Regions from separate parts of the Homo sapiens genome. Here regions 2 and 3 are each linked to region 1. A link is an interaction called in ENCODE POLR2A ChIA-PET data of the cell type or tissue named here. Cell type or tissue: PC-9. All regions are shown on one strand.

The links. ChIA-PET counts read pairs that join two places held together with the same protein. Peaks named below come from ENCODE experiments on the same cell type or tissue, not always from the same donor. Only the 100,000 strongest peaks of a DNase experiment are listed, where the experiment ranks them.
Region 2: POLR2A ChIA-PET joins it to region 1 with 5 read pairs; 1 of 35 experiments calls an interaction of 5 or more read pairs at or near these places.
Region 3: POLR2A ChIA-PET joins it to region 1 with 5 read pairs; 2 of 35 experiments call an interaction of 5 or more read pairs at or near these places.

Annotation. Positions count from the first base shown.
Region 1 is chr2:44,596,345-44,604,344 of GRCh38, reverse strand. All of the region lies in intron 3 of CAMKMT (calmodulin-lysine N-methyltransferase), which reads right to left. Among named protein-coding and RNA genes, the nearest start is that of CAMKMT, 240 kb to the right of the region's middle. RefSeq lists a silencer at 7,552-7,601. In PC-9, no CTCF peak of the experiment used is centred here; DNase peaks (open chromatin) are centred at 4,994, 5,414 and 5,794; H3K4me3 peaks cover 1,071 bases; H3K27ac peaks cover 1,982 bases.
Region 2 is chr2:44,512,080-44,520,079 of GRCh38, reverse strand. The region is part of intron 3 of CAMKMT (calmodulin-lysine N-methyltransferase); the gene reads right to left. Among named protein-coding and RNA genes, the nearest start is that of CAMKMT, 150 kb to the right of the region's middle. In PC-9, no CTCF peak of the experiment used is centred here; a DNase peak (open chromatin) is centred at 4,479.
Region 3 is chr2:43,929,757-43,937,756 of GRCh38, reverse strand. LRPPRC (leucine rich pentatricopeptide repeat containing) reads left to right here. Exons shown (of 38, transcript NM_133259.4): 24 at 2,879-3,003; 25 at 3,461-3,567. Among named protein-coding and RNA genes, the nearest start is that of LRPPRC, 62 kb to the left of the region's middle. In PC-9, no CTCF peak of the experiment used is centred here; no DNase peak of the experiment used is centred here; H3K27ac peaks cover 1,070 bases.

The sequences.
Region 1 (8,000 bases):
CACTTTGGCAATCTTAGTTATGAACTCAGTAGGGAAATATTTAGCAGATAGTCTTGTGTTTATAGTAAACAAACAAGAAAAGTAATTTCTAGCCATACATACAAAATAAAACAGATTTTAAGAAAATGATTACTAAATCTGTATTCCTTTCCTTGATCTAATTCTAAATTGTACCTCTAATTCAAGGGCCATATCAAGGCCCACCTCTTTAACAAAACCCCTCATCTAGAGGACTTTAACTCAGAGCTTCTCTTAAATTCAGTGATAAACACTAAACAATTATTTACTGAATACTTATTAGATGTCAAGTAATTAACATAGCCTGTCCTGTGAGAAGAGGAGAAAGAGGTAAGCAATTTGACAACTGTACCAGGTCTTATAATTCAGTTTGACCATCTTATTAGTGTTGGTGTTATCTACACAACTAGATTATAAATTCCTGAAGAACAGTCAATATCTTGTATTTCTTTCTCTTGTATCCTTCTCAATACCTAGCCAAGAGATACTCAATATATTCATTAAAATGAATCCAGCCAGCATCTCAAAAAATTACTGACTTTGAATTGAAAGAATGCAAATAGAATCTGGGGCAGGGGAATACATTTTAAATAATTAAAGAGGGCAATTTGACTATGTGTATGTATACCTTTTTATTAAGTAACTCCAATTCCAGGAATTTATCAAGTGAGACCATCTTTCTCCATCCAGCCTTGGTGGAATGGCCAGATGACTATTATTGCATGAAAAACTCTAGTGAAGTAAGCAGAAAAATCACTCAGCTGACCTTAGCCTATGTTGCTGACCCACAGAATCAAAAGCAAATAAAGTATTTGTTTGTTTTCAGCCACTAAATTTTGGGGTATTTTGTTGTGTGGCAATATATAGCTGATCCAGTTATATTAATAAATATGTATAATTAATAAATGTAAAAGAATCCTTTAAAATATAGGTTGGGGGTCCAGTTGGTGGCTCATGCCTGTAATCTCAGCACTTTGGGAGGCCAAGGTGGGTGGATCACTTGAGGCCAGGAGTTCAAGACCAGCCTGGCCAACATGGTGAAACCCTGTCTCTACTAAAAAAATACAAAATATTAGCCAGGTGTGGTGGCACATGTCGTAATCCCAGCTACTCAGGAGGCTGAGGCACGAGAATTGCTTGAAGCCAGGAGGCAGAGGCTGCAGTGAGCCAAGATCATGCTGCTGCACTCCAGCCTGGGTGACAAAGCAAGTCTCTGTCTCAAAAAACAAAGATATATATAAACACATATATATATGTGTGTGTATCTATATATGTGTGTGTGTGTGTATATATAGGTTGGGTACATAAGCACATACTGAACTCTGGTTAATGATGCTTAAATACTTGGGTGAGAGGAATATACTAATGACTACCACTTACTTGGCAATACACAAAAAATAATGGAGAGATAGCTAGTTTGACTGGTATGTGATAAAACAGGTGATACGATTTGTCTCTGTGTCCCCACCCAAATCTCATGTCGAATTGTAATCCCCAGGTGTCAGGGGAGGGACCTGGTGGGAGGTCACTGGATCGTGGATGCGAATTTTCCTCATGCTATTCTCATGTTTGTGAGGGAGTTCTCATGAGATCTGATAGTTTAAAGTGTGGCACTTCCTCCCTTGTTCTCTCTCTCTCCAGCTCTGCCGTAGTAAGACGTGCTTGCTTCCCCTTCACTTTCCGCCATGATTGTAAGTTTCCTGAAGCCTCCCAGTCATACTTCCTGTTAAGCTTGTGGAACTGTGAGTCAATTAAATCTCTTTTCTTCATAAATTACCCAGTCTCAGGTAGTTCTTTAGAGCAGTGTGAGAACAGACTAATAGCAAGTATAATAAGATGTTAGTTGTAAAATCTAAATGGTGGATATATGTGTGTTTACTATAAAATTATTTTAACATTTTTGTTGTTCTCTTAATAAAAATGTTGGAAAACAGGTTGAGTAAATTATGGTGCATTCACACTATAGAATACTAGGTAGTCATTAAAAATAATAGGTGGAGGAATGTTTATTATCAAAATTGGCTAATAAATTTTCTAAAAGCAGGGCCAGGCATGGTGGCTCATGCTTCTAATACCAGCACTTTGGGAGCTAGAGCTCAGGAGTTCGAGACTGGGCAACATGGTGAAACCCCATCTCTACAAAAAACACAAAAATCAGCCAGGTGTGGGGGTGTGCACCTGTAGTCCCAGCTACTAGAGAGGCTGAGGTGGGAGGATCGCTTGAGCCTGAAAGGTGGAGGTTGCAGTGAACTGAGATGGCACCACTACACTCCAGCCTGGGTGACAGAGTGAGACCCTGTCTCAAATAAATAAATAAATAAATATATTTTTAAAAAGCAGACTACAATATAGCATATGCAATATGGTATCATTTTTGTAAAACACAACTTAAAAAGTACAGATATAGAGAAAAAACAATCAAAGGACATATGTTAAGCTATTACCTCTAGACATGGAATCATGATTACTTTTCCTTTTAGCTTTGTGTTTTCCAAACTGTCCTTCTTAGTAGGAAAAATTAAAAAGTAATTAAGAGAATTGAGAGGAAATGTTTAATATTAAGTTTAAATCTTCTGGTTTTAAAAATAACTTAAAAAAACAAAGGTATTCAATGTCTTAGAGCAAGAAAAAAATAAAATAATGAATGGAATTTAGAGAATAGTAAGAAAGAGTTTATTTACCTATATGGAATTATTTGATAACAAAAGTCACTACATGTGAGAACAGAGGCTATAGCTTTCCTCTTACCAGAAACATAGTATCTCCAAGAAAATAAATTATACTAGCGACCTCTTTAGGTTTCTTCCAATTTTATGATTTTTTAAAATTTTGTTATTTATTATTTATTTATTAATTATCATTATTTTTTTGAGACAGAGTTTCACTCTTGTTGCCCAGGCTGGAGTGCAATGGCGCAATCTTGGCTCACCGCAACCTCCGCCTCCAGGGTTCAAGCAATTCTCCTGCCTCAGCCTCCCGAGTAGCTGGAATTAGAGGCATGTACCACCATGCCTGGCTAATTTTGTATTTTTAGTAGAGATGGGGTTTCTCCATGTTGGTCAGGCTGGTCTCAAACTCCTCACCTCAGGTGATCTGCCCATCTTGGCCTCCCAAAGTGCTGGGATTACAGGCGTGAGCCACCATATGACTTTTTCTAAAAGAGTAATGGCATACCTTTATATATATTAAGTAAAACATCTGGCTATATTTTGGTACTTTTTAACTGATATTGGTTATATTATATGTATCAACTAAAAAGTATCAAAATATAGCTAGATGTTATACTTAATTTGGAGATGAATATTATTCCCTCCCTAAATTTAGGATATGACAGAAACCTGGTAATTAGAAGAAGAAAAGACAATATCAAAGAAGCCTCATTGTCTTGACACACTCTAATGTACAGTTATCAAAATTGTTAGCCACATCTTACATAAATTCCCGAGTCTACTCAACATTGTACTATAATTGTAGTAGTTTTAATCTCCATCTGATAGAAAAGAAAGGGAAAACATTTTCTAAAAGTCACCATAAAACTCTCTAAAGAAATTTTAAACATTAATTTTGATACCAAAAAACTATAGGAATAACAAACCAATTTCATCTAACAACCTAGGAACAGTTTGTGTGCACAGACACATATGCGTGTGTGTCTGTATCTGTATATGTTAACTGAACAACCTTGCCCAAGTTGAGGTACCTAAATATGAAAGTGCAAAACATTTACAGAGAAAAGGTTTCTGTCAAAAACTTGATCTTGGCCAGGCACCATGGCTTACATCTGTAATCCCAGTGCTTGGGAGGCTGAGGTCGAAGGATGGCTTGAGCCCAGGAGTTTGAAACCAGCCTTAGCAACATGGCAAAACCCTGTCTCTCTACCAAAAATACAAAAATTAGCTGGGTGTGCTGGTGTGCACCTGTAGTCCCAGCTACTCGGAAGGCTGAGGTGGGAGGATCACCTGAGCCCAGGAGTTTGAGGGTGTAGTGAGCTATGATGGTGCCACTGGACTCCAGACTGGGCAACAGAGCGACACTCTGTCACAAAAATCAAAAATAAAAAAAAAAATCTTGGTCTCATGATAGTGGTGGTATGTAATGGAATGGTGAAGCTGAGGAGAATCTCTTTTATCATCTGTTATTATGAGCAGAGTTTTAAACTCTGAATCTGAAAAAAAGATCAATATCTTTTCCCATTTCAATTCAATGATAAATGTAAATTTCAGAATACAGAAATAACTAACAGCCTTTCTAAGAAAATTATTCAACCAACATGGGTTTTTATGAAGTAAAGATAGGTTAGAATGAGAACATTGGAAAGTTTCCACAACTTTTATTCATAAACTGCAAAATAAAGTACTTTAAAATCATTAGTTATTCAAAGTCCATAGAGTACCAAATCGTTTTGAAGAAAAATTCATAAAAATTCCCACATTGGAATGAATTGCTTCCTAGTTTCTTAAAGCAAACAACAAGAGAAACATACACTTTTTTTTTTTTTTTAAACCTTGCCAAGGTGTCAACTCCACTGTTAACATAAAATCCTCTCAGAAATAGCCCAATCCAGGCTTGGTTATTAGACTAAACATGTTAGAACCCAGATTAGAAAATAATAGCTAAAAATGTTTGTGGAATCTAAGCCCTAAGTTCCCATTTCTGAGACTCTTAATGATTATGTTTGAGGTTCTTTTTTTAAAAAGCTGTGGTTTCTTTTATTTAAGAAAAATTTACATAGATTGATCTTTAAATTTAAAAAAATGCTTCTGACAAATTACTTTTCATTCTCACAGAAGATAATGGCCCTATCAAACAAAATAATAACAGGGCATGTATTAAATGGGCTCTAAAGGAAAACGATATTGATGTATCTACATTTTTTCCAGCTCATTCATTGAAAGGATTAGCTGTAACCAGTGCAGTAGCTATAAAATGTTGACAGAGGTTGGTTCCTAAGAACTGCCAGATGGTCAGAAGAAAATATTGTACAATAGTGTTACTGGAGCCCTTCAGGCAAAGACAGATATAATCTAGTTTTGAAAGCTGCCAGGTATTATGAAGTGTCACTTTCTATTTATAAATAAACTATGAGTTATGGTCACAGTATTTGAGAAATGGAAAACAGAAATTTCTAACAAAGTTCTAAGGCTTCTCATACCTAGGCAATTCACATTAGGTTTAAATGTTTTTCCCATTCCATCTTACATGTTAAAGCTAATTGTTTAATAAATAATGATCAGGAACTTACATGTGTCAACATCCACAGAAAATATAGGATTTTACTCTCTACCTTGCTAAAAGATTTATAATTGGTCAAAGTTTTAAAGACATACGAAATAGGTGAGCCCTGCACAGACAAAAATGCTATGCTTTTCTTAGGTAATTACAGCTTTTTACCGACACGTGTGATTACTCAATCTAATCATGCAATTCCAGTTAGCAACTTGTAAATATGAGGTTTGGTATATGTACTGAACACCTGTGATGGTATATAGCCTTTTTGAACTTCACATTGTGAAACCATGACTTTATTTATTCCTTCTTTTCATTTTCTTATATCGCCTCACAACCACCTCCCCACCCAGAGCCTTTAACAAGTAAGTTGCTAAGACAAGACCCAAAGGACTTCTGATTTTAAAGGTCCTAAGCTTGCTGCAAATTAGGTTCTTCTGAGCTAAGATTTCATTATAGTATATAAGTTTCTCCTTTAATCATTGTATTTCTACTTTGTGCTAACATTCTAAGTAGGTTTCATAGACTAAAAGTGCTGTATGATTAAGTCATACTTGTCAGGCTGTTCATTAGTGACTCATTGAAGAGGACAATGCTAATTCCAGCAGGAAGTAATGGAAAGTAAAAAAAATGCACAGTGTATATATCTTAATGTTGAATAAAGCCTTTCAACCAATTCCACGAGAAAACTGGAACTTCATTTCTTTTCTCCCATATTCCTTCATAATCTATTTTTGCATAACTTGGTTTTTGTGACTAAAATCTAAATTTTCATTAAAAATTAACAGAAGGAAGGCAGAGGTTCTTAGGATTCATAGAAAGAATTCAGGGGGTCCATGAACTTGCAAGGAAAAAATATTCTTATTTTTACTAAACTAACCAAATTTAGCATTTCCTTATATTACAAGTGTAGGCTATGAACAGTAATATTTTCATCTAACATTATAATTTTTGTCATTGTTTGTTTGGAAATGATATTTAGTAGCTCATTCTTAATGAAAAATTATAATCATTATTAGAGCTACAACTAGATCTTATTATTTTATGGCATTAATAAGGAAGCATAGGCTGGGTGCGGTGGCTCACACCTGTAATCCCAGCAATTTGGGAGGCCGAGGCAGGTGGATCAAAAGGTCAGGAGTTCGAGACCAGCCTGACCAACATGGTGAAACCCCGTCTCTACTAAAAACACAAAAATTAGCCCAGGGTGGTGGTGCATGCCTGTAATCCCAGCTACTCAGGAGGCTGAGGCAGGAGAATCGCTTGAACCAGGGAGGTGAAGGTTGCAGTGAGCTGAGATCGCACCACTGCACTCCAGCCCAGGTGAAGAGCAAGACTCCATCTCAAAACAGACAAACAAACAAACAAACAAAAAATAATAAGGAAGCATATATGTTACTATACCACAATTGTATTTTAAACATATTTTGATAACTGTATTTCAATGTAATTGCTTTTTGGATTTTATTTAACACACTTGTAACATTATTTTGAGAAGGGATCCATAAGCAGAATCACAAGATACCAAAGGGGCTCATGACACAGCAAGGGTTAAGAACCTCTGAGCTAAAGGGATTATAATATGCATACTTACACACCATCTACCACATTTTCACTGGAATGTAAATTAGGATTGACAAAGAGTTCAGAATGTGACATGCTCCCTGTGTAAGTTGGTATATCACTGGCTGATGTTATTATTAATTGTGGATTCACTGGAAATAATTATGGACAGATTTCTTAAATGATTCTATATTTAGTAAACCAAAATGGAAGTATGGAGGTAGCTAAGGGAAATTCATTATTCACAAATTAATCCATCTGCCAAGGACGGAACTTAGTTATATAGAGAGTTAACTAGTCTATGTGGAAGTTGGACCTGTATAAAAGCAGTCATATCACAGTTTATCAAATCTTTTGTGGCTACATCAACCCAACAACCATCATGCACTTAGGGGATTGCCACTACTGACACCCCCAGACAGAAAGCTGTCCCCAAGAAGACAACATGACGAACTTGAAACTACACTGCATAATCAACTTCTAGGGTGACTTTATCAAAGCAAATTTTGCAATTATTGAAAAGGATTTTAATCATTCCAAAATTTAACAGCTAAGATCTAATTAGTAACATGGAATAACTCATTTTCCTTATAAAAAGATCGTTTTTCTCTAAGTTTTGATTTCATGAAGGTTGAAGCAAATGTTCAATTTTCTGTTGGCAATGAAAATAGAAAGGAATCTATTATATATGCATAATTTTAATGACTGAGTAAACCTTAGAATTTTTATAACCAGTAGTCTCCTGACAGAGTTTTTTGCCTGGGATTTTCTCGGGGTGAGATTTCCACGGTTCACTGGTGTAGGTCTGTGATGATGCAAGCACAATTCAAAGTTGAAACTGAGAAACTGATCATGACCTCATTGTCTCTTGAGAGATGCCACTGCCTTGGCTGCTTGATGAATTGGACTGGACTTTAAGAGATTACATTTGATCAAATCAGTGGTTCTAAAATGTGTGTACTACAGAATCAGATGGGGGGCTTGTTAGAGATTTCTGGATTCATCCACAGACTGGGTTTCAGTAGGTCTGTGATGGATGTAAGAATTTGTCTTTTTCTTTCTTTTCTTTTTTTTCTTTTTTCTTTTTTTGAGACAGAGTCTCGCTCTGTTACCCAGCCTGGAGTGCAGTGGCACATGTTTAGTTCATTGCAACCTCCGCCTCCAGGGTTTAAGCAATTCTCCCATCTCAGCCT
Region 2 (8,000 bases), 84 kb after region 1:
GCCTGGCTAATTTTTTTTTTTTTTGTATTTTTAGTTGAGACAGGGTTTCACCGTGTTAGCCAGGATGGTTTCGATCTCCTGACCTCGTGATCCGCCCGCCTCAGCCTCCCAAAGTGCTGGGATTACAGGCATGAGCCACCGCGCCCGGCCATCTCAACTAAAATTTAAAAACTATCTGGAAATGATGCTGTGCACCTGTAGTCCCAGCTACTCAGGAGGCTGAGGCAGAAGGATCACTTGAGCCCAGGAATTCTCAGCTATGATCATGCCACCATGTACAAAATTAAGATAATACAACTACCTCACTGGGTTGTTGGGACCAAATGAAATAGTGCATGTTGAGTTTGAAGCACAGTGCCCGGCACATAGTAAAACTTTTTAGTAACGTACATCTCCTGTGTCCTAAGTCACACTTTTTTGTTTTGTTTCGTTTTTAAACATACCATGCTAATTCAACTCTTTCCTTTCTGAAGTCTTTCTGATAGAAAGAAGTCACTCAAGGCTTATGTTTAATTATCTTTATGAAATTATCCTTAATCCTTCCTTGCTATGCCTCGTACTAAGGCAGAGAGGGAGAGGTACTTAACAAAAATAAACATAAAATATTTTCACTTATTGCATGGCCTTTCAGTTCAGACAGGAAAATCATAATGAAAATTATACAGGTTCAAAATTATGACCTGGAAACTTGTTTTGGAAAAAAAATACATTTAAATGATATATATAATGCTCTCTACAAACACATATCTCTGCTTCAAAATATGTTCCAATGGAAAAGTTTATGTCACTGTTTGTTTATAAACACATGTATAGAGGGAAAAAGTTCAATGTCCACCAGTAGAAGAAAGCAATCTATTTCACCATGAGTCTGGAACAGCTTTAACAAGTCTGAGATACACAATAGCAGCAATTTCAACTTTGCTAGCACTCTATTATGCTGAAGTATCTCATGGTGGTTTGTGATAGCATTAAGAGTTCATCTATCCTAGAGGTTCAATAGTTAAAAATCAGTTCCGTATCACTTTCATTACATTTGGTCTAAAAGCAGGTTAGTAAAGTAGTGGTACCTGTTTATTTTTTAGACACCATTATAAAATAAGAACCGACAACACGGAAAGAAGTATCATTATGGTAGGTATATACTGGACTGCCTTTCCTCCAAAAGCTGGAGCCTATCTTCCCCTTTTAACATTCAACCTTCAACACTTCAGCATTGTCTCTTCAGCATGACATGTTCTAAGACATTCTTCCCACTCACATGTGTCATGAATATGCACTCACTTGATTTCATCTGGGTACGTCTACCTAGCTAAGCCCCATCCATCAGAAATATACATCATCATCAGGTAGTTAAGGACACTTGCACTCTGGCGAATACAGAATATCATTTACCTTCATGACCTACAGTTTAGAGTGGGAGAGAAATAGCTTTTCCACATATCTTCGGTTTTTAAAAAACTCTGCAAAGGGAAGCAGCTTAAGGTAGGTATTTAGGGGTTTGTATAGAGGTAATTAGAGTAAATAATTTAATTGAGTTGACTAATTTTTCAAAAGTCTATTTTTATCTGTAAGAATATACAGTAGATTCATGTGTTCTATTGTTACATTGGATTATTCCTCCTACTTTCACATCAGCTGTTTTAGAAGTGACCTTTAGCAAACATTATGTTTTTTATTTTCAAAAATAGCATTACAGAAATCACATTAATATACAACATATCTTGAAGGTGTACAGAAACCAATAAAGCCAGTAATATATAAAGAATAATGCAAATAGTTATGCCACATGGCAGGCAATGACTACCCATAACGGCCCCTTCCTTGTTGATTCTCGATGACTAGAATAACCAGAGAGACAAGACTTGTATTTTTGTCTAACAATAATGCCAAAAAGTACTAAATTTTCTTGAAAAAAAAAAGTGTTTTTGTTTTCCTTTTCCATACTCCTACATTATCTCTCCTCCAAAATTGAATAGTAGAGGATGATCTGCAGCACTTCCTCAATTTCCCCACACTATCCCCGCCCCCTAAGCCCCACAAAACACTGGCTGGCACCAGAGCCAAGATGGGTAGGTAGTTTGTTAAGTGAAAAGGAAAATTAACTGGTTTCCCCAAGAAAAGCAAAATAAAAAAATTCAAGTGTATGGAGACGGGGTATTGAAAAATCACAGTGTAAAACATCATTCACTTTAGGAAACAAATTAATTAAACTGCTAAATGTCAAACAAGACCCCTTATTATTCATGTCAGTGAAATTTCAACTCAGTAATAGGTGTGATAGAGATGTCAACTAATTGTTGATGATCTTTCTAACTAAATTGCTCTCACACAGTAGCATCAGGGCCTTGAGAGATGAAATATTTATGGCTGTCAAAATCTTTCTCTTAGGGTTACCAATTTGGCCTGTAACTTGAGGATACTGCCGTTTTCCACTTTGTTCCTATTACACCTTTCAATACTTTCTGATTACTTGGAGATTGCAGAAAGGCTGGACAGTCCTCACTATACTCTTCAAGTTAAAATAAGAAGCACCACTCCCTGTTGAGATAGTGACAGAGGTATTAGAGAGTTCTGTGCAAAAAGGAAACCATCTTTTTGACTTTGGTTTTTGTTCCTTCAGAATAAAATCCCATACTCACAACAGCACACCCCTTGAAAATTAGGAGAGTCTGCTGAACAATTTAGCAATGAAAAATTATTGCTGTATTTTACCTAACATATTGCATTAATTCTTAAGTTGCTCATAAAACATATTAATCAAAATTGAAGACTTCTTTCTAGACACAGATTGTTTCCAGACACAGTGTATCTTCTCTGATACATTTTTGCGTTGTCTTCATTCAAAAAAAAATTTTTGAAACAATTATTTTTGGTCACTTTAACAAATGCTTTTAGCTATTAAAAGAATGTGGTTATAGTTCCTGTTTTTTTAAAAGGAAATATTAATCAGAAATTTCATTAACAAACACTTATGCACATTTATAATATAATAATCATTTAATTCTCAAAATGATGATTCAAGCTCTTCAAAACCACAAGGCCGGGCAGGGTGGCTCATGCCTGTAATCCCAGCACTTTGGGAGGCTGAGACAGGTGGATCATTTGAGGTCAGGAGTTTGAATCCAGCCTGACCAACATGGTGAAACCCCATCTCCACTAAAAGTACAAAAATTAGCTGGGCGTGGTGGCACATGCCTGTAATCCCTGCTACTCGGGAGGCTGAGGCAGGAGAATCGCTTGAAACCAGGAGGCGGGTGTTGCAATGAGCTGAGATTGTGCCATTGTACTCCAACCTGGGTGACAGAGTGAGACTCCGTCTCAAAAAAAAAAAAAAAAAAAATCTCAAGAAACATCCTTAATTAGAAAGATTAAACTATATTTAAAATAATCTTATGTTTTTAAGTATTTTAAAAATAGCATATATAATACTTTTATTGAAAGGCCATATAATTAAAATTAAACATACAGAGCTTTTCTAAATATTCAAGGGTAATGAGTTAATAGTATATCTCTTTATAGCTATCCCAAATAGAATTATTTTGATATTTAGAGAGGCAATCCTAAATATATTTAGAGAGGGACAAAATTTTTTAACATTTGGGAAAAAAAAGAAGCTTCCCTTAGTTATATTCACTAGGCAGTAAAGACAAACCTCTCTTTCATCCATGTCCTCTGTCCCCTGAATCACACTATCTGGCTAAGACTCAAGCCCAGATCAAAAGAAACCAACAAAAATTAAACTAGAAAATGCATGCTAAAAATAATTTAACTGCATGGCTTCCCCCTGGCCTAACACTGTGGCATTTACTTCATTAAGTGTTTCTAAAAAACTCGCAGTGGGAAAGGTACTTAATTTATTTACTGCATGAGTCTAACGTGAACTGTGAAAGAAATTTTAAGTAAACGGGCATGGTTTGGAACAGGATTACTGGAACATTTGGTGTTTCATATGAGGCGCTCTTTTTTGCCCATCAGCACCCCTGGTACATTTCACCGTAAGCAATGAAATAATTTTGTTTGGCTTCTAGTACATATTTCCTGACAGAAGCTTGGTAATAATGAGAAGTTCTCAAAAAATAAAAATAAAAATAAAATGCAAAGAAAATTGCTTCTCCGTGACTCTCATTCTTTAGACTTGTTCTTTCTCATAAATAGATGCAACTGCTTGTGCTCTCCCCATTTGATGTATCCCAGCAATGTCTTAGACTAAAAATAGGTAAAGGGCCTAAAAACTAAGTAGCCACAGACTAAAGCTGGCATCTTTACTTTCTGCTTTCTCAGAGGAGTTGGACAAAGAAGAAGACAGAGCTAACAACCCCTAACTTGTCTTCTCACCTAAGCTTCCATTAGTTCCTCCCAGCTGTCTACTACAAATTTCAACATGTGCTGTAGCTTTAAACTCAGAATTTCTAAAACCGAAATGATAATCCTTCTTCCCAAACCAGTTTCCCCTCCCAAATCACTGACTCACTCACTGGTGCCATGGTTACTCCCATTTTTCAAGGTCATATCTTTGATTCATGTAACAGAGTAAGTCCTCCAATTTCAGATTTTCCCTAGAAGTAAGATCTCTGTGACTGACAGGTGAATGAATTGCCTATTCCATTGATCATGTAACTCCCCTAATCCCATGTGTTCTAAGATATTCCACAGAGATTATAGATATCCCTTACCAGAGCCTGAAGAGCTACCTTTGCCAGATTGTAAGCATTTTGACTGAGTTTTACAAGTCCCTTTATACCCAAATCCAAAGTTCTACCTAACTCCTCCCAGTCCCACTGAAAAGCCTCTACTAGTGACCAGAGCCACTCTCCCAAAAAGCTTTCAGACACCAAAGCCAGTACTGATCTGGCAGTATATCAAACCCTCCCTTATGGAAATTCAAAACACAAATGAGGCTCCAGTTACTTCTAGGTAAAATCTCTGTAGCTAATATTGTGATGTTAATCCTAAAACCTCTGTCTTTCCCTAGCCACTGGCTTCTCCCACCCCTTAGAGTTAAAACATAGAGATTAAGACACAAAAGTATATCAGGTCAGCTTTATTTGCCTCTTGGCCTGGTAGAAATAAGTGAGTGGTCTACACAGGACTACCCAACTTCTCAGAGGCTATGCAGTTCCCTTTCTCGTAAATATACCAAGTTCTCATCTGTCCCATCCCATAAGTCATAGCAGCCATATCCTATGATTTATGAGTATCCATCATATTCCTTTTATATATACTTATCTTAAAATATTCAGGAAGGATATGGGGAAGAATCTAGGCACGAATATCATTGCTATAGCAACAACCGTTGCATATAATTGACCTTGCATTTTATCTTTCAAAAGTTTCTCCTATTAATGTAGTCATTCAAACTTACTTACTCTATCTGCCATGTGTCAGGCCCTAGTCTAGGAGCTGGAAACAGAGCAGTGAACAAGACAGAAAAGGTCCCTGCTCTCAGGGCATTTACAATCTCAATAGTTCTTCCTTGGCCTTTCTTGTCATCTCAGCATCCTTTGTTTTAGAATTGGACATCCTTGATTAATCCATGTAGCATTCCCTCTTTTGCCTTTCTACCTAGTACAAACTAGCCACCATAAACCAATGTCCGCCTGCTCTCAGAGCAAAGAAGCACTAGGCTTGGTTAGTTCTTAGAGAGGAAAAAGCTTGGGCAAACTCGAGACACTCTGGGCCACCTATATCATGCCATACTAAAAATGCTTCATTCAATAGGCTCACCTCTTTATCAGCCTCTCTATCTAGTCAGTCACCAAGGTCTGGCAGAAGTTATTTTTCCTACATCATCTGGCATAAACATTAAGTTTTATGTTACTCCTAAACACATTTGCCCTTCTTGGATATAGGTCCTAGCCCCGGACAATTAATTCAGATTCTTCACCTCCTCTAATGATGCTTTTCCTGCTGGCTTCTATATAACCATTCACCCTCTGATTTCTCTAAGCACTGAAGGATTTTCTTTTTTTTTTTTTTTTGAGACAGGGTCTCGCTCTGTCACCCAGGCTAGAGTGTAGTGGCGCAATCTCAACTCATTGCAAACTCCACCTCCCGAACCCAGGTGATTCTCCCACCTCAGACTCCCAAATAGCTGAAACTACAGGCATGCACTACCATGCCTGGCTAAGTTTTACATTTTTTTGTAGAGACGGGGTTTCATCATGTTGCCCAGGCTGGTCTTGAACTCCTGGGCTCAAGCGATCTGCCCACCTCAGCCTTCCAAAGTGCTGTGATTACAGGTGTGAGCCACCATTCCTGGCCAGGATTTTCTTAGTAATTTTTTCTCTTCTATATTGGAAGTTGGGGGAAATGTCTGCCCCAGATTTTACGGCACACTGCTCTGCACTGTCAGAATAAGTCAACATCCATAGTGATTGAAGATGTCCTTTCCAGTGCTCCTACCCAAGAAGGGAAAGAGAAGTAAGTTCTGTGGGCTATGATTAGAAGAAGGCGCATTTGGAACTGGCCTATGGTCCCGAGAGGAGCTCTCCTTTCTTGTGTACCAAGAACTTGAAACATCTTTCTTAAGTTTCACAGTCCAAACATGGGAAGGAGCTTATGATATTAAAGCATCCATAAGCAGGATAATAAAAATTCAAAAACAAGTAGGAATAGAGATAAGGTATATCAGACACTATCCTAGCTGATGCAATGGAATAGCAAATTGAGCTCTGACCTTACTAGCAGTCATAGTGTACTAGAAACATAATTTGTTCATTTGTTAATTCATTAATTCAACAACAGTTATCGAGCTACTACTATGTACTAGTCACACTCCTATGTTCCAGTCCCCCTCTCCTTTGGCCCTTGTCGCATTCTGTGTGAAGAATAAGGTATTGGGTGGGTGGGGGTGGGTGCAGGAAGGGGCCTGTCAGTGGGGTAATTTGGCTGTCTGCAGTAGGCCACACAGAAGAGCGGCCTGAGGGCATTTCTCCCTCTAAATGGCTTGGAAATTGTGATCAATAGCTAGCATAGATGTGAAAATAAACACATACAGCAAATTACCAAAGCACTCATCAGAATGTTTTATTACCAAAGCTCTCATCAGAATGTTTTTTAATTCCATGAAAATGCAGGACTGCTTGTGAAAAGATTAACACCAAATGTAATTAAATAGATATTTTGTTTTTGTTTTCCTGAACTGGCTTCATCCATACAGATGGGGGACAGCATACATCATATCATTCCAAGCTCTTCAGGAGATCCTAGGAATACTGACATTTATTTTATTTGCTTTGAGAATGGAAGTTGGTTTGCATTTATCTTAAGAAAAAAACATTGAAAATATAAATCAAATAAAAATATAATTTTAAGCAAGTATAATGAAGCCCATTGTAAGTTGACTATACATCATGTCTTTCAAAATTTCATACAGATTTAGGTATAGATATTTTGATGTTGTCTTTAACCAGCTGGCCTTCCAATAGAGAAGAAATACTAGCTTTAATTTATTGTAGTTTAGAAACATCATACAGGAATTGAGAAAGCACAAAAAAAGTAGGAGACTCTTGAAAGGCTAGCAACAATGAAAGGGTAGGAAAAACTGTTCTTTAAATTTAGGTACCTGTAGGTCAGAAGAAGAGGTATACTGTCAAAATGAGATAAATGAAAGTACAATTTTGTGCCATGTGTAAAATACATCCATAAAAGCTAGAAAATAATAATAATGGCTGCCACTCATTTAATGCTTACAACATGCCAGGTGCTATGCTAAGTGCTTTATATGTTTTCTTATTTCATCCCTACAGCAAACCTATGATTTATTAGCCTCAGTTTATAAAGAAAATGAGAAACAGAAAGGTGAACTTATTTGTCCAAAGTCAAAATGTTGGCTAAGGGGAGGAGCTAGTAACTTTTTGCCCCTTTTTTGTCTTGTGTACAAAATTACATAGACATGGTCAAGCATCAGCTAATATTGTCCTGCAAGGTAGTGGCAGCCTGGAGTCTGAGTTCCTTGGTAAGTGGTAGCAGCAGTGACTACAAGTGTCATGGCTGACGTA
Region 3 (8,000 bases), 670 kb after region 1:
CTTTAGATGAACCTAATAAGCACAGAGTCATAGAACCTGTTAGAACTAGGAGGGAACCCAAATGTCCTTGAGTTCAGCTGTTGTGATAATTTGCTTTTCATCACCACTTCTAGAAATGTATCACGTTGCTACAGCTGAGTAGCATAAGTACTCTTATCAGTTGGGATGGAAATCCAAAGTCCTATGACTACATAGCTATCTTCATAGCAATGCAAATTTTAGGTGCTTTTAAACATATTTTTCATTTCCGTCATCACCTAAGTTTTCAAGCTTTATTATGAAAGATTAATAGTGACATAAATTATGTGGGGAATGTAAATTTTTGTCTTTTAAAATGACATGATCCAACCACAAGTCCGAATTAGATAATAGGGACTGAAGAACTGACTAGTCATTTACTTTGTTTTTATCTCCAGTACACTTTGTATGAGGTATTTCATTATAAATTTCTAATTCATTTTGTTGGCATCCTAAGAGCAGTAACATTGGTTCTTAAAATTACTGACAAATATATGAATTATTTCCATTTTGCCATTCTTGTTTTTTCTGTTGTTGTTCTGAACATGTATAATCTTCAGAAGCATATATTTGGAGACCAAAGACTATTAACGTGTCGCTTTGATTGACAGAACAATTATTCATTCATTTATTGATAGCTTTGACCTAATGTAGGGGGAAATACAATTGAGACAATACTATTCTAGTTTGGGAATTGATCTGGAAAAGCAAATCATGCCACTTAAAAAAAAATCGTATGTGTGTTAGCTTTGCTCTTAAAAAATGTTTTAGTAGTTTTTCGTTAAGCAGAGTTATAGAAAGGCAATAACCGAACCTGTGTCTGAAGTAAGGGAAAATACTGATTATATAAAGCTTTATATCATATGTGGTAGCTACTGTACCATTTCTCTTCTATGACAGTAATCCAGCCTGCAACATCTACTTGCAGTTTGAAATTAACCTGTAATTTAGTCTTCACCCCAAATGACAAAAATTCAAATGACTCTGTGGGGTGCCAGAAGATGCACTGTAAACAGGGCTTAGTAAGGGGATAAGGTAAGAGTTCCATCAGGATAGGCTCGTTTTCACTGTGTCACTATTATTGCAATAAAACTAACATTTCTTCGTTGTCTTTTACTTTTTTAGTACAGCTTAAAATCAGATCTTGATAAAATAGTAATTCAACTTAGGGCAATGTAACATTTGTATAATAGGCAAAAATGTGAAGGCTTTAACAGGAAGTATAAAAGGACTTTCTGGTTTTGAAAACTGTTATGTGTATGAGAAATTTATATTCTCTACAAAGATTTTCACTAATTGTCACTAGTTGTACTTGGAGCCATGTCTCTAACCATGCCTCTTTTTAAAATACCTTTCATACTCTCTTTTCATAAATCGTTAATTTCTTATTCCAAATTGCACCACTTTATTACATTATTCAAATACCAGTGCTTTTAATAAAGCATAATGTGTAATTAGATGTACTGAACTGACAATGGGAAGTCCAGCGACTTGCTTACCTAGTACCTTCCTCTGTTTACCTGGTAGCCTTAGTCAAATCAGCCAGTCTCTAGATGCCCCAGTTTCATTATTTCTTTGAAAGTAAAAGGGGGTGGCAAGTAGAATTGGATCATATAATCTCTATAGTTCTTCCAAGGGATTTCTTTTTTTTTTTTGAAACAGAGTTTCACTTTTGTTGCCCAGGCTGGAGTGCAATGGCACGATCTCAGCTCACTGCAACCTCCACCTCCCGGGTTCAAGGGATTCTCCCTCCTCAGCCCCCCGAGTAGCTGGGATTACAGGCATGCGCCATCACGCCCGGCTAATTTTATATTTTTAATAGAGATGGGGTTTCTCCACCTCAGGTGATCCGCCCTCCTTGGCCTCCCAAAGTGCTGGGATTACAGGCATGAGCCACCGCACCTGGTCTTGCAAGGTCTTAAATATTTCTCATACTAACATTGTCCTTTTATTTTATTTTTTTTATATTACCTGTGAATTTTATTTCAGTATGGTAAGAGAGAAATTACAAAAAAACTTTTAATAAAGACAGGGTTAAAGTAAATTGAAAGCAAATTGTCCTTTTATGGGGGGAAAATACTTCTTAAGGACCCACAAGAATATAGTACCACACTGTTGTTTAAGAAACTGATTTAATGACAGTGTCTTTTTATTTTAATTTCTCACATAAAAGAAGGCTTGACTTTGTAATTGGAAATAATTTTTAAAAGCTTACCCTTTAATGAAAAAAGTATTTAGAATTCTTCTAGAATTCACTGACCAACACGAATATCCTAGTTTTCATAATAGTAAGTTCCCATATATATGAAACTTGAGGTTATTTCCTACTTGGCTAGTAAGGTGACAGTACAGAAAATATTATGATAAAGATGAAAAAGTTCTTGAAAATTCCTTATTAGCTATTGGTGGACATTTAATAACGTTTACCAAATCTGAAATTATTGAGATACAATTGTTAAAGGCACGTAAGTGATTGGAAAAAAGTATTTGACGGTAGTCCTTGCTTTCAGAAGTAATACATTCTTACAGCAACTTTCTACATAAAGTCAGAATTTACAGTAAAATCAGAGAATGCCTTAATCTATTTGGACTTTTTTATAAAGTACCCTTTAACACACGAAATAATAAAAGATGAAGCAGGGTAAATAGTGGATTGCTGATGATGTATGTTTTCTGAACATTTACTTATATATAAAGATTGTTTCTTTTTTTCCCCCATTTTAGCTTTGTGGTTTTCTACCTTAAGTAAAGCTCAGTTGTTTACATATTAACTGGTCATTAAACATCTCTCTAAAGTATTACTAAGAGACTAAGCTGAATTCGATTTATTTTATTCATTGCTAATTTTTTTGTTTCTAAGGGGCGACCTATCTACTGCTCTTGAGGTCGCCATTGACTGCTATGAAAAGTATAAAGTATTACCAAGGATTCATGATGTCTTGTGTAAACTGGTAGAGAAAGGCGAGACTGATCTAATTCAGAAAGGTGAGTCACTTTCTAGTATCTTAATGTAGTTTTTTTTTCCCTTCTTGCTGATTTAATCTTAGTGTATTGTTAAGAGAAACCAGCAGAAGGCCAGCACATTCAGATAAACTTTCTTTATACTTGTGAAATCTAAAAGAAAAATATCAGGTAGATTTCCAATATTATACATGTTCTTGATTTTAGTAACTGTTCATTTTGAAAAAATGTCTGTTATTTTTGTGTTCTAATTCTTGGTGATCTGCCTTTATGAAGATTTTTTTTACCCTTATCCTCACTAGTTCTCTTTGTAGCTACTCTGTTAGGTACTTAATTAGTCGATATAGCTATATTCTTTAAGTTATTCTTAATATTTGTTTTTAAAATAAATTTTTCTTGTATTTGTCTGGAACTTCATATGATACTGTTTTTCTGGGTTTTTTTTTCTCCTAATATATATATTTTTTTCTCTCCTACCTAGCAATGGACTTTGTGAGCCAAGAACAAGGTGAAATGGTGATGCTCTATGATCTCTTCTTTGCCTTCCTACAAACAGGAAATTACAAAGAGGCCAAGAAGATCATTGAGGTGTGATTTTAACTACAGTGTTCTAATTGTAGAGCTATTTAGACTCTTAATTAGAATACATTTAAAAATTTTAACCTTTAATTACACTTGTTCTGATTCATGTTAATAGAATTCAATCCCAGTAATGTTGGGGGAGGGGGATCTCGGCCAGCTTCTTTATTGTATATAATTACAGTTCAGAAAAGGCAGTCTGGTTGTATATTAAATTTGTTTCCTCACTTTGTTAAATTCACTATTATATATCAAAATGATATTTGCATATTAAATCTTGGATTGTGGAACAATTAAATTAAACTGGCATTCCTGGGTGTAAAGTTGCTAATCCTCTTTGCCAAAGAATTCTTTGTTCTTAAAAGCAGTGGAATTTAATTTGCTGCAGACCATGCTCAAGATTTATTTGTAATGCTTGTCTACAAGTTAATCAGCCAAACAAGTGCTGTCTGCAACTGTTTGGCATTTAATTTAAATTTTCTTCTTCTTTTTTTTTCCACTATGCTAAGCAGCTTATGGGAAATGGTAGGTGACAAACCTGGCCTATTTAGGATTAGTATATTTTATCTAGGCTTTACTAAATTTTGCTTAGTGGAATTGATAAGTCAAGGGCCAACTATAAAGTCTGTCCAAATTGTGATTAATTTCACTATTAAACAATTCTGTGTCCACTAAGAAAACAAAACATTCCGCAGAAGATGGACCCATTGCCTTAAGAAAAATTATTTCATGTGATTAAAACTGTTAACTTATAAATACATCAGTAATCATGGGTTTTCTCAGATTATACTTCGCTTTTGGTCAATGTCGTTTTCCAAAAATATACAGGGGACAGGATGCAAAAGTGGTGTTTGACCTCTTTATTTGTGTATTGATGACTGCTTATCATGAAACTGAAAATATAGGCACACAACCCAGAAAACTGTATTTTTTTCCTCCTGATGTTTTTTGAAGAAGAGAACGGTGTAGTATAGAAAAGGAGGACTGTGAAATCAATTCAGAACTTTCTTCTCTTTCCATTTTATGACTCAATCTGCCCACTTGTCAGCAGACAGTGGGGCATGCTATCGTGCTATCTTGGACAGGTGCTTCTGTAGCTTAAGTGGTTCATTTACATTTTCTAGAAAATGGTATAATTTTTCTTCCACATTCGCTTCTGAAAGTACAGTGAATCCAAATGTGAGAAGAGCTGTCTGGCTATTGAGTTCTGCTCCTCTGTAGGTACAGTGTCAGTATTAGCAGGTCACTGATCAGAGCGGAAATGAAGCTCAGCTCTGAGAGGTTCTGCAGGAGGAATGCATGTGCCTGTCTTTGTGTAGTAAGGTGTAATAGAGCCAGAGGCAGAAGAGTGATTTCTTGTTTTGCCATCTACCTGCTTATGTGATAATGGACAAGTTATTAAACCTTTCTAAGCTTCCTCATGTATAAAAGAGAACATAATATCTGTCTTTAAGATTCAATCACATAATGTATGTAAAGCAGCTTGCATGTTTCCTGGATTATGGTAAGTGATCAATAATATTAATTCCCTTTGCCCCTTAAAGGTAGGGATTGTGTTGTCTTCTTTACCTCACATAATTCAAAATATGATGTTCAGCATAAGGTACATGTTTGCCACATGAATAGGCAAGAGAAGACTGCCTCTTAATTACTTAGAGCTTTGCCACAGTACAACCACATTTAGGAATGGCTGTCTGCTGATGACAGAATTTTCGTAGTAGGTGTGTACAAAATTTTTTAAAGGGTGAAGAATAGCTTTACAGAAAGAATACTACAAGTCATGAGCAACATTTTTATCATTCCCAAAAAAAGCAATAGTGTCTTATCATTGGGTAGATTCACTATGGTTGAATTTACAGAGCTGCTGTGTATTTGAAGCGTTGTGGAAATAATTAGATAAACCAGTCATAAGCTCATTAAATGAAGAAAGATATAGGCAAGGTTCAATGTGTAAATATCACCTGTTTTTTTGTTTGTTTGTTTTTAAGATGAATTGGCATACATGTATCATGTGTTATATGTAGTATATTTGACAGTCTCCAGTCTTTTTTTTTTTTTTTTTTTTTTTTTTTTTTGAGACAGGGTCTTGCTTTGTTAGCCAGGCTGTAGTACAGTGGTGGCTTAGCTTACTGCAGCCTTGATCTCCTGGGCACAAGCAATCCTCAGAAAGACCTAGTCTGAAAAAAGTCCTTTCTACAACACTTCATCTTATAGCAATTACTACATTCTGTAGATTCTCTTTTTAAAGGTCTATCTCTTTGACTAGAATGAAGGGAAGGGAGAAAGACTGAGAAGGAAAGGAAGGAGGGAAGGGGAAACTGGTCCAACTGGGAAGCCATGCAAATGCTATCAATCACCTTTGCTAAAGAGCTTCATTCTGGAGGTTTCAGATGAAGAAATCTGCCAATGCCACCTTTAAGGGTTCATGACAGGAGATTCTCTATCAGATCTAAGAGCTTCATTTATCTTGTACCTATGTTAATTCACCCTATTTTCTGTTAACTCAGGTCTCTCTCCGTCATTTACATAGCATTTGAGATGACTGAGTAAAGTGTCATAAAAATCCACCACCATTACCTTAATTTTGAGTGTAGCAGTGTTTAGGGTGAGAATTAAAAGATGAATTGTGCGTCTGCACTTAGAGTAGAGACAAAAGCATTCCAGGCAGAAGGAACTGCCTGTGTGAGGGCCCTGAGGCAGCAAAGAGGTTCCTCCCTTTATCGTTCTTCTGCCTCTCAGAACTCTTATTAGATAACACTAATAAAATGACATCTGGATTGTCTGGTACATTATCAGACATTTAATAAATGCTAGTTTGATTCCCTTCCTTCTCTATGCCATTCTTTACTGTGTAGAGGTCAACCCTTCTGTCTCTTCTGCAGATACATCCTCTGTAGGCTGTCTTAAGAACTCTTGGGAATCAAACCCAAGGGAAGAGGTTAGAATACGAAATGCTAAGTTTAAAGCAGAACTTTTTTCTCATCTTTGTGTTGGTTCTGAGAACCTAGCAGTGCCTGGCACATGACAGGCATTTAGTAAGTGATTGCAGAACTACTCAAAGGGCTAAGAGTTAAATTAAATAATATATTTCTTGATAGAAACCTTTAATATGGTAACATTTCATACATCATTTAACTTTTTTGCTTGTATATATAATCTTTCCCTGGATTTAATGTCTGGTCTTGGAAAAAAAAGAATGAGTAACCCAAAAAGTGATACTTTATTTGTATGGTCTGCAACACTGTCTTCCTGGGAGGTAAATGAAGTACCTGAAAAGGTCATAGACTAAAAGAAGGAAGTCATTTTTCTGTTTGTTTGTTTACAGAGAAATACCTTCTTTTACCATAATTTCTAGCAATAGGAGTATTGGACTAGAACTCACGAACCCTGAGTTTTAGTTCTGGCTCTGCTACCAGGAACCATAAAGGAGGTCCCATCCTTAAAGACATAACAACATTACTGTCTTTGTGTATCAGGGGCTTTCAAAATGGTAATGACATTTGACCCACTTTTGAGAAATGATCCTAAGTAAATCATCTGAAAACCAAAGTAGGTAAAGATGTAAATTATGATTATTACCTGTAACAGTGAAAGTTTTTCTCAAAGGAGAAAGGGCGCAAATGAACTCCAGTTTGTTTATGAAATGGAATGATGTGGCCATTAAAAATAATGCTTACAAGATTTTGGATTTTCGAATTTGGGATGTTCAACCAGTAAATAATACAGATATTCCAAAAGTCAGAAAAATCTGAAATCTGGAACGCTTCTGGTCCCAAGCGTTTTGGATAAGGGATACTCAACGTATAGTAGTTACGGAATTTGAAACCAGGCCCTGAGTTTCTGTTTTCTATTGGTTCCTCTGTACCATCCTACGTCCATGATCTCATGACCCCTCAATATCTGAACTGTCGAAAATAACTTACCCTTTCTCCGGAATTCCTCTTTCTTGACTTTTCCCTCTCTCCCTATCTGCTGTTTTGCCTTTCCATCACGGTGCAGCCGGAGTACATTTTGATCTCTTCTCAGTGGGGGAAAAACTCTCTTTTGATGGCTTTTGATTTAAGACCAAAAGCTTGGATTCCAGTGATCTCCCAGTCTTTGTTACTCTTCCTTTTGTTCTTTTCCAGATCTGATTCAGGAATTTTTATCCCATTTGCCTTCCTTAATAAGCCAGCGTGGATCGTATACACAGACAGTGGATTTTAGAGCTAGGGTTTGTTTGTTTGTTTGTTTGTTTGTTTGTTTGTTTTTGTTTTGTCCTCCAAAATTTCAGGATATGTCAGTTCTCATGTAAATATATACCCCCTTTTGTGAGTTAGTTTAGTATCTCCTATAACACCTGGTCAAGTGGATAATTTTTTAGTTCATGATAGTTTGTTAATTGGACTTGCTCAGCCATATTTTCCTCCTTATTATACATGGTCTTCAAGTCTATCTTGGAA